Linked DNA regions of Homo sapiens: regions 2 and 3 are each linked to region 1. The links are chromatin contacts, found by Hi-C or POLR2A ChIA-PET in ENCODE. All regions are on one chromosome and are shown on one strand. Each heading gives the region's core, a stretch centred on a gene start or an enhancer-like site at or near the end of the contact. The rest is flanking DNA. Distances are from core to core; before and after follow the strand shown.

Region 1 (3,314 bases), core at 564-3,063:
AGTCCTTCTGGGTGCCTGTGATCAGCCTGCGCTTTTGCACATCGTGCACTGATGTTCCAAACTGCCTTTTGGAGCTGAGTTTACTCTCTGGTCCATTGGCTGATGAGAAAGCATTTTATCAGTTACATGCAGACACTAACTACTGACCAAGAGTTCAGGCTCAGCAGTGTCTCCACTTCTGTCCTTAGGTAATTATTTGAATACTCCAGTGAATTTTGCCCTCATTTCATAAAAATGAGTGGTAATAGGATAAAATAAAAGTACTAGTAGGAGCAACAACAAACATAGCTCTCAAACTCAAGGCAGTGAAAGCAAAACTAGAAATCCTCACATATGCCAAACGTGGAGAATTTTAAGTGCCTAATAAATTTTTAGGCACACCAAATACACACCAGCTTATTTCCAATGGCAAAGAGCAAAATTAGAGAGCATGCTTGAAAAATGGCATCAAAACTGGAATATAGAAAGTGAGGCCCACTTAGAAATTTTATATATTTTTGTTTCATTTTCAGAGAATAGAATGCCCTTTATAAGTTAGATGTGCATTTGAATTCCTATCTGTAGATCAGAAAGCAAAAACTTCAGACTTAAACATGAAACCAAAATGAAACATCAATTCTGAGTGTCTAGCCTGCTCCCCAAAAGACATCTTTTGGGCTTCCAAAAAGTAATCTATTTTTAAAAAAATCTATATTACCCTCTTAGGTTGAAGTTCCTTTATAAATTCATTCATTTGCCAAATTCTGATTGCAAAAGTGCTCATGTGCCAGACTGGCTACAAAACACTTACTGATCCATAATTAGAAACTGCCTAATCATTTCATGGTTGCAATTCCTGACTCTGAAATGTTTAAATAAAATGTTCAGTAAAAGGTTATTTATAAAAGAACCAATATTTTGATCACTACTTCAAAGGGAGGCCTGATTGTGTAAATGCAAATAACTGCCTTATTTTAGTACTTAAGGTCTCAGATTGAATGTAGCTATCTATTAGCACAACTGATCCAAAGTTTAGGAGGGACATTCTTTTAGAAGATCCCATGTATTTATTTTCTAGTTTGAAAAATGGACATTTTAATATAAATTTATAATCTAAATTTCTGTTGCCAGAATTTGGTTAAGTGGGCCTTATTTAGTATACTAGAAGAGACTATGCAAAATCATATTCCACAAAAGAATCAACATTCTCTTATAGCTTTAAAATACTATAATGTGAGCTTGAAATGCTCCACACCTGAATTGATAAGAGCATTAGGCAGTAGTTTCTATGAAGCTTTTAAAAGAGAAAGTTAACTTCTACTAAACAATTACAAGTGTTCAACTAATACAGTGTCTTCTGACCGATTTTCTAATAACAGCTTTTAAAATAAATCTACCAAACTGTTTTGACTCTTCCAATGTAAAAAAGAAATTGAAAGTTAAAGCTTAAAAATTCCCCATATAGAGAGGAAATAAACTTAAAATAGAAATTTAAAATAACTTCAATCCAAAGTAAAGCAAATCGTTTCATACACTTTCAGTAAGTATAACAAATTTTATATAGTGACCCAAAAGTCACCATTGTAGAGCTTTGCAACTCAAGACGTTTTAGCTGGAGGGGTTAAAAGTGTGGGTGTGGAAGTCAGCTTTTGTTTGAAAAATTAGCAATGCTATGAGTCATCGTGCATTAGCTGCAGAAGAGTTTTGCATCTTGTACGAATCCAGACACCATATGCCATGCGAAGGCCTATTACTTTATTCGGTGCCACCGCTGACAGGCAGCCACGTGGGTATCCCCAGCGGAAGGGCTGTCTCCTCCCGGCGGCGAGGACAGGAACCCAGTGAGCTGAACACATCCGACATTGTACGGAGCAGCAGGAACAGCTGGTAAGCTAGCAAGCGGCAACGGCCCAGCGAGGAGCGTGGATGCTAATGAGCCTGGCGACAATGCCGGCCTTCAGAGGGGTAAGTGCAATGTCGGCCGGCATGTTCCCACAACAGCCTCAAGAGTAGAATCTGCTCGTTCATGCCTTCAGTCTCATTAAAGCATGATACTGGTATTTGTGGCTTATCAAAATCAGCTGTAAATCACAAGTTATAAATCCGACCAACAGATCCAACATGATTTAAAATGTTGCACTGAAATGCAAGTAAAATTCCACAGGCATCTTTGGGTCCTGATGGAGAGGTGTTGACCAGGCACTGGGGTGGTGGGGAGCCGTGAGTTGATGGCACAGGTGGAGCAGCTGCTGCTGGTTCAGGTCCTGGTTACCATTCACAAAACTGTGTGGCCTCAGGCAAGTTATTTAACTTTTCTGGGCTTCTGTTCCCTCAACTATATTTTTTAAACATAAAAAAGTTTGTGACATAATAGATTGTGTTAAGACATTGCATTGCGTTTGCATAATACATTAAAATAGGATCATAATTGTGCCTTCCTGATAGGATTGCTTAATAACTGAATAAAATATGTGAGGTTCTTAGTGCCTGGGACAGAGCAAAGAATGGTGCAGCTAAGTAAACAGATGTCTCTCCAGGTGACCCAAGAGGACAGCTCCAAGCAGCTTCACCTCCTGGTCTTGTTCTTCTCACACAAGACAAGACAGTAGCACATCTCCTTATGAGTGAGGGGTCTATGGCATGAGATGGGGGAAGGTGTCTGGCAGACACAGTGAGATGAGACAGCGATAAGAAGGGGAGGGAGTGATGTGTGCACATCTGGGTGCTGTGGACCCCAATCTGATTACTGCGGGGGGTGGGTTTGGGCTCCTAGCAGCATCTGAAGCTCCAAGATCACCAAGTTTCTTGATGGTTCCAGGTTTACCAAAGGCTCTTTTCCGCTGAAAGTCGTTTACTTTTTCTGAATGCTCCTTTCTTCCATCAAGTCCCTGTGACGCCTATTCACCCTCCAATTGCCAGGTCACAGGCCCTCTGTGGGACGCCTTGAGGCTCTGGGCTGCACTCTGCATCACAGCCATGAGGAAACTGTGCACTGCTCTCTTCCCTAATGTGCTCTGTATTCAACAAAGAGCCCCTCCAGGGTGGGCACCGGGCCTTCCATTTGTGCACCCACAGCAACAGCACAGTGCCTGGCATACAGGAAATGGCCGATGGGTATTTTGTTGAATGAATGAGTACACTAACGAAAAAAATGCTTTTGGACTTTTCAGAATTGGTGTCTAGGAATATGAATGAGATTATCAGATTATCAGAATCAGTTGATTATTTTTTGTCAAGATTTTTTTAAGCCCTAAGTAAAAGACATTTTACTGAATGATCATCTCCAGCAAGAAATGCACCTTGCACCTCTATATCGTAGGGCAGGATGTGTGTAA
Region 2 (3,314 bases), core at 256-2,755, 240 kb before region 1:
TTAAAAGGCATTTAATCGGTGCTTGCCACTGACTTTGGCATTTTTATAAGGGGGCTCCTTTGGAATGTAGCATCTATTTTCTTCATGCCGAGGCCACACAGCTGCTAAGTCACGGTTTGGGGACTAAACAGTGTGATGTCAGAGCCCACGATTCACCATTGCTGTGTGTAGGCCAGTTCCCTCATGTTGGTTAAGTTTTTATCCCAATTTTTATCACGATGAACAGTGCTACCATATCTGCCCTTATTATTTTTCAGCACATTTGTTTTGATTTCCTTTGAACAAATTCCTGGAAATGGTATTGCTCAGTCAAAGGTAAAGTTACTATCTCTTTAATCAAAAAGCATAAAGTTTTAGAATTTGAAAATGAAAACTTGTGATTCCTGAATTGAAAAAGATGATTTCTCTTGGCAATATGTTGCTTTATCTAAGCAACATACAGAGTACAGAGATATACAACAAACCCTCTTTTTTATGTCAGATACAGATTTTTAAGACAAGTAACCAGGTGTGCAAAAGGATACATCTTTTATTTTCCTATTTTTTTCTAATTGAGCTGAGTCTCTGCTTTGAGCCTTTATTCCACCTGATGGGAGTAAAAGTAACCTCCATCAATTCTGGGTAAATTTAATCATTTAATGTTTACATTGAGTCCATTTGGGAGATTTCTTCTTTCATGTTTTTAGGCAGGTAGGAAAGACATCCAAGTTCTCAGGAGCTCATGGACATGGAATGTCATGGCATCGTGGCAGGCGGGGAGGAGGCTGGGAGGGGAGGTACCTGCTGCTTGGGTAGTGCCTGTCCTCACAGGAATCCTGAGTTCAGAACATCAGCTTTTGTCCTCAGGCAAAGTCACCCCTTGTCCTGGCATCCAGGCCCCCGCAGCCCTCACTGCTTGCTGCAGAAGAATCCCATCCTCACAGCCTTGAGGCCAGTCTGAGTGTGGCCTTGTGTTCCCTGGAGCTACGTGCTCTCTTCCTCTCCGCTTTCCTTGCTTTGGGCTTTCAGAAGCTCATTGCTGCCTCATTTCCTTCCTCATCCAGGAAGTTCCCTCAGCCATCTCCACTGGACTCTTCCCAGGACAAGGTGGCAGTAGAGTCTCCCTTGTGAGGCAGTCTCCTTCCTGTATTCTCCAAAATCTTTGTAGGGATCCTGCCCCCTTCCTTCCACTTTCCTGGCCTTAGCCAGAGGAAGGAGAGGGCTGCGCTGCACTGATTTCTCCTTCTTCCCCTCTGGCTTTCCTCCTCCTGGTCCTCAGACAGTGGGCTCGCTGTCCCCATGTGTTCTTCTGCATCTGTCATTGGAAGCATCAACTTTGACTTTTGATGCATAACAGTCAGGCTTTTCAGACTCAAAAAACCTTCTTGCAACCCGTTATCTGCCTGGAAACAAAACAGCACAGAATTGACGCATTTGTTCTCTGGGGCTGGGTCTGCCCAAAGGCCTGGTGTCCCCTGGCTGTTGCCTGCAGCATCAGGAGGGGTCATGAGTCAGCAGGGATTGGCAGAAATGAAACACATCTGCTAGTACAAAAACAACACCCCACTAGGATGACAGCAGCGACAGACACATGAAACACAGACCACGAATGCCCCTCTGGGGCTGGCCGACTCCCTCTGGCTCATGGAAGAATTATAAAAATGTGATTCCATTCATTATGAAGTGATTGGAGGTCAGTAGATGCATATAGAATAAAGTACAGTGTCATAAGCCTAACTTTCAGGCCTTTTTATTAAAACTTTCACTTGTTACATCCCGTTAATAAATTCTAGTTTTACAAATGGGATATGGGCCAGGCACAGTGGCTCATACCTGTCATCCCACACTTTGGGAGGCTGAAATAGGAGGATCACTTGAAGCCAGGAGTTTGAGACCAGCCTAGTAACACAGTGAGACCCCTACCTCTACAAAAAATAAACTATTTAAAAAATGGGTTTTGCCTTCCTGGAAGATGTGAAAGATCAGGAAAAACAACCGAGAACCTAGAGAGGTTTTACATTCAAATTAAACTGAGATGGATTAAAAGCCTTCCACAGTTTAGTAATTTTCCTAAAGCAATTTGAGTTTGGTTATCTTTATTTGCACACTCATCAAATCCAGAGGGAAAATGGCATTTGAGTTCATCAGAGGCAGAGGATTAAATGGGCCTTGGAAAGTGCAGTACCTGGTTAGCCGGGGGCGCGGTCCTCCCAAAGGGCTGCCCCACGTGGCCTTGGTCGAGTGGGCAGGGACTGCCTTTCACCTCTGTGTTCCATTAGAGAAGCAGCTTGAAGCCCACAGTCCTCAGTTCTCAATCTGCTCTCATTCTCCAGGGTTGAGCCACTTTAAGTATCAAAACTTTTAGTCTGAATGTTGCCTCAAGACCATTAAGCTTAGTCAAGATGACTGATGTCATGATCTCCATAGTAACCAACTTAATAAGCAAGAAGAAAATACAAAAGATGACTTAAAAACAGGGGAAAAAAACAGAATAAATAAGGTATGAAAATAGCATGGGAGCCATAAAGATTTTTTTTACTGCCACTTTGAGATATCAAACATGACTCAGCTACAGTGCAGGCAGGCATGAGCCATTTGGTCCGTCGAAACCCATGGCAATAAACATAAATTACAGACTGTGCCACATTCCTACTTCTTGTGCTGTTCAATTGTGTCCCAGGTTTTGTTTGTTTTATTTTTTCATATAATTCAGTGCATTGAAATTATCACCATGGTAGTCACTGTAATTGTGGTTTTTATGGTAGTTTATGTATTTAACCAAAAAGAGCTGTGCTTCCAGGGAACAGGTCTCAGGCAGCACTTTCCAGTCACCTTAGCAGAGCTCCTCTCTCATGCAAACCACCCCTCCCACCGCCCTTCACGGATCTGTGGGGACAGCACTTTTCATGAAACTGGAGTTGACGGTTGATTTAAAAAATGGATTTGAGTATTATCTGTCACAAATCACAGTTGAGCAGGTCCCAAAGATGGGCTGACAATGTCCCATAGAATTATATATCACAAGTCTTTTGATTTGTTTGCAGACAACATCGATCCCCACACACTGGGTCTTTGGTCACCGTGTGTTGGTAGGACCGAGGCTGGCAGGCCCCTTTCAGACCATGTGACTTCTAACAGCTCAGTACTTCCACCACCCCATTCAAGAGCGGAAGGCGGCCATAGTTCACAGAGCCCAAATTCCAAAACGATCTCCAGGCCCCTGAGGACTCAGATGCTTCTCATGACTCTCTCTCTCTGTCCCTCTCTCCCTCCAGCCATCTCTCTCACACACACACCAGGCATACGTAAATACATACACACAGAGTACACACAAT
Region 3 (3,314 bases), core at 280-2,779, 140 kb after region 1:
ACTTTAGTCTCCAGTAGTACTAACCCAGTTGGCACCTGCTACTCTGTTCTTCCTGCTGTTCACTCCCCTATGCTAAACTCACACCTGCTCCCTCATCCCTCCTTACCATGCTGCCCTGGGAATATCCCCTACAGGACCTGCTCCCTGGCCCTGCATGCAAGCCCCATTGCTCTGTTTCTCACTAGATTCCACACTCACTGACGTAGTCATGAAACTTTACATCCACATAACTAGAATATTTTCCACAAATTTTAATTTGCTCATTACTACTACTAAGAAGAGGATAATCAAAACTCAGCCTGTATTATCTTAACTGGCTGGGTCACCTGGTTTGTCACCTGAAATGGAAACTCACTGTCAATGGGCCACCCTCTGTATAATCCTTTAATCTGAGTCATAAGGCAAACTGATGGCTCACCTTAAGCAAGAAGTATGTTGGAAGATTCTACATTTAATACAGAGGATTTCAACAAAAGGTTGCTATTTTTTCTATCCAAATGAAAATGCATTTTATAGTGTGCTGATATGGTTACAAGACCTCAAAACTATGAAATTTGTGTGATCCTTCACTTACAAAAATTTATCAATTTACTTTTTTTTTTTGCTCTGTTGCCAGGTTGGAGTGCAGTGGTGTGATCACAGCTCACTGCACACTCGACCCCCCTGGCTCAACTGATTCTCACACCTCACCCTCCTGAGTACCTGGGAGTTCTGGTGCACACCACTATACCCAAAAAATTTTTGTCTTTTCACAGAGATGGGGTTTTGCCATGTTGCCTAGGCTGGTCTCAAGTAGTCCGCCCACCTCGGCCTTCCAAAGTGCTGGGATTGCAGGCGTGGGCCATGGTGCCCAGCCCACAGTCTAACTTCAGATGCTGGTGGGAAACTGTTTGGAGTACAAGCAAAGATAGGCCAAGGTAGCAAGAAAAGACAGCTATGTTAAAGCCTCATGTTTCCCAGGTTGTCTTTGCCTTCCTCTTCTTTTGAACAGCCAAGAACTGTTCATTTTTCTACAGAGAAACACAAAGCATATGTGCACATTTTTAATCTACTTACACATCCCAAAGTACAGACTACGTCCTTCTCACAGATCTATTTCTAGTCTCTTCAGCCTTCAGCAACAGAAGCCAAATAACACCATAGGGCCAGCCCTTCCGGCTGTCTTCTCTAATTGTTTATTCTAATTATGCAAGATGTTGAAACCTTCTGGGAACAGTTTATATTTGTTAATGAATCTACTGGTTAATCCAGTATCAGAAGGGGGAGCCCAAGAGCTTCCTAACTTTCTAAACTATAATTGGCAAATGCCATTTTTTATGGATAGTGGGAAGAGTTAGTCTCTGAAGCCTGATGCCAAAAACAGATAGATGTTGGTTTCTGGGCTATGAGCAGGAGCAAATAAGAGCTGAGCCAACACTGGCAGCATCTTCCTAAAGATAAAGAACATCGCCATCTGGTGGGATGCAATATAGCCACAGCACCATTGCTTCCAAATTAGAGCGTCCCCACTGGTCCTCAACACAGCAGACGGACGGAGAGCCTGCCACCACCAGCTGGTCTGCCTTCCCAACAGGCTGGCCTAATGCAGCTTTTAAGGCTTTGTTTTTATAAAGCTGTCAGGAGGGACGTATCAGATGGAGAAAGTCCAAGCCTTCAGGAATAGCGGTCAGTAGCAGGGCAGGAGCACTCGTGATTTAGTGGGAAGGAAGGGGAGAGCCACGATGCTTAAGTGTGCTGTTGGGTTGTAGGTGCCCTGAGCTACCTACTCCTGTAGTTGACTATCAATTGAGATGGTGTGAAAAGAGAATTTTCAATTCTCCTTATCCCACAATTTAAATCCAATTTCCTGATTTGTAACAGTATATTTATTGGGATTTTCTCATATTTTATATTAAATACATGTTTTGTATAAATGAATACATGAATGACAGAAACAATTTCTTTATACTATTTTTCCTTTTTAAATAGTTCTTGGGCTCCCTCTGCTGGCATTTTATTTAAGAAAGAGCAATTTATGTTAAATCTGCTCTCATTCTGTGGGGTTAGCTGTTAGCAGTTGCTCTTTCATAACGAATGAAAATCATTTTAATAGTGATATGCAAATACCAAAAGACAGGATTATCTGATATTTAAAATGGAGAAAGAATTATATCAGTTACAATAAAATTATATAATACATCCTAGATCTATTGCATTTTCTATTTTGAATATCACACAATTTGTTTAAATCACTTCAAAGAGCTAAATTCTATCTTAGATTCACCAAATAATGTACTCTCTCTAAAGCCTAGTTAGTTCCAACTACCCAGATTTTAAAAGCACTAACTTTCTCGTCTCTTGACAGTGTAAGTTACACAATACCATTACTAAACTATTACTTTCTTTTTTTTTTTTTTTTTTGAGATGGAGTCTCGCTCTGTCGGCCAGGCTGGAGCACAATGGCGTGATCTTGACTCACTGCAAGCTCCACCTCCCAAGTTCATGGCATTCTCCTGCCTCAGCCTCCCAAGCAGCTGGGACTACAGGCACACAACTGGCTAGTTTTTTGTATTTTTAGTAAAGATGGGGTTTCACCGTGTTAGCCAGGGTGGTCTCGATCTCCTGACCTCATGATCCACCCGCCTTGGCCTCCCAAAGTATTGGGATTACAAAGTGAGCCACTGCGCCCGGCCTAAACTATTACTTTCTAAAGCTCCATTCGAAACACCGAAAAATGATCAAATAAGGATTACTTAATTTCATTTTTTTCCACTGAGAAAAGGCAGTGTGATCAAATTAAGTGTGTAAGCTCTTCAGTAACTTCTATTTTTTTTTCCAGATCTCTATTTTTCACAGCAATTTCACTCACTTTTTAAGTCTTCCTTACTCAGTCTTACATTTAGTAAGTGGAGTGAGGCTCATTCTTCAATAACCAAAATTCTGAGTTCCATTTATCCCTTATACAAGGTTGCATAAGCAAAATAAATAGTATAATTTCCTAATTTTTAAAACACCTTGCATGATACCAATCTGATCCTATAAAAAGCATAGGAAATGCATATCAGCTCAGCATCTTGAGGTTTCCCACAAGATCAAACTTCCCAAGGGTAAATCAGACCAGGTCCTGACAAAAAAGCACTTCCTAGAAGCACACAAACCAGATGCAGAAGCAGCGAGGCAAGGTTTGCCATACCATTCCAATATGCTTTTTTAGAATAAGGGGAGATTGTTGATCCTCTCATTACTACTATTACAATATTCCTAAAAGAAAAATAAAATCTACTATCTGTAAGTGCTACAGATTGATAAATGTTTTAACCTAAAAAGCAGTTAAA

What was found. Hi-C counts contacts between places; a loop is a spot of excess contacts on that map. ChIA-PET counts read pairs that join two places held with the same protein, here RNA polymerase II (POLR2A). Pooled maps may share reads with other maps.
Region 2: a map with no recorded cell type shows a loop between it and region 1 (2.9-fold over the local background). The contact joins two enhancer-like sites. A Hi-C loop is called at or near these places in 7 of 37 single-sample maps with no recorded cell type and 5 of 50 pooled maps.
Region 3: a loop to region 1 is called in a pooled map, with 2.6 times the contacts of the local background. The contact joins two enhancer-like sites. A Hi-C loop is called at or near these places in 1 of 37 single-sample maps with no recorded cell type and 5 of 50 pooled maps. POLR2A ChIA-PET finds 5 or more read pairs at or near these places in 1 of 52 experiments (activated CD4-positive, alpha-beta T cell).

What each region holds. Positions count from the first base shown.
Region 1 is chr20:20,450,723-20,454,036 of GRCh38, forward strand. All of the region lies in intron 37 of RALGAPA2 (Ral GTPase activating protein catalytic subunit alpha 2), which reads right to left. Among named protein-coding and RNA genes, the nearest start is that of INSM1, 84 kb to the left of the region's middle. RefSeq lists an enhancer at 2,048-2,157. Within about 2 kb of position 1,814, at least 8 of the 41 ENCODE cell types and tissues checked have a DNase peak (open chromatin) inside an H3K27ac peak, as active enhancers do.
Region 2 is chr20:20,209,054-20,212,367 of GRCh38, forward strand. The region is part of intron 17 of CFAP61 (cilia and flagella associated protein 61); the gene reads left to right. Among named protein-coding and RNA genes, the nearest start is that of CFAP61-AS1, 57 kb to the right of the region's middle. Within about 2 kb of position 1,506, at least 4 of the 41 ENCODE cell types and tissues checked have a DNase peak (open chromatin) inside an H3K27ac peak, as active enhancers do.
Region 3 is chr20:20,592,347-20,595,660 of GRCh38, forward strand. The region is part of intron 16 of RALGAPA2 (Ral GTPase activating protein catalytic subunit alpha 2); the gene reads right to left. Among named protein-coding and RNA genes, the nearest start is that of RALGAPA2, 120 kb to the right of the region's middle. Within about 2 kb of position 1,530, at least 3 of the 41 ENCODE cell types and tissues checked have a DNase peak (open chromatin) inside an H3K27ac peak, as active enhancers do.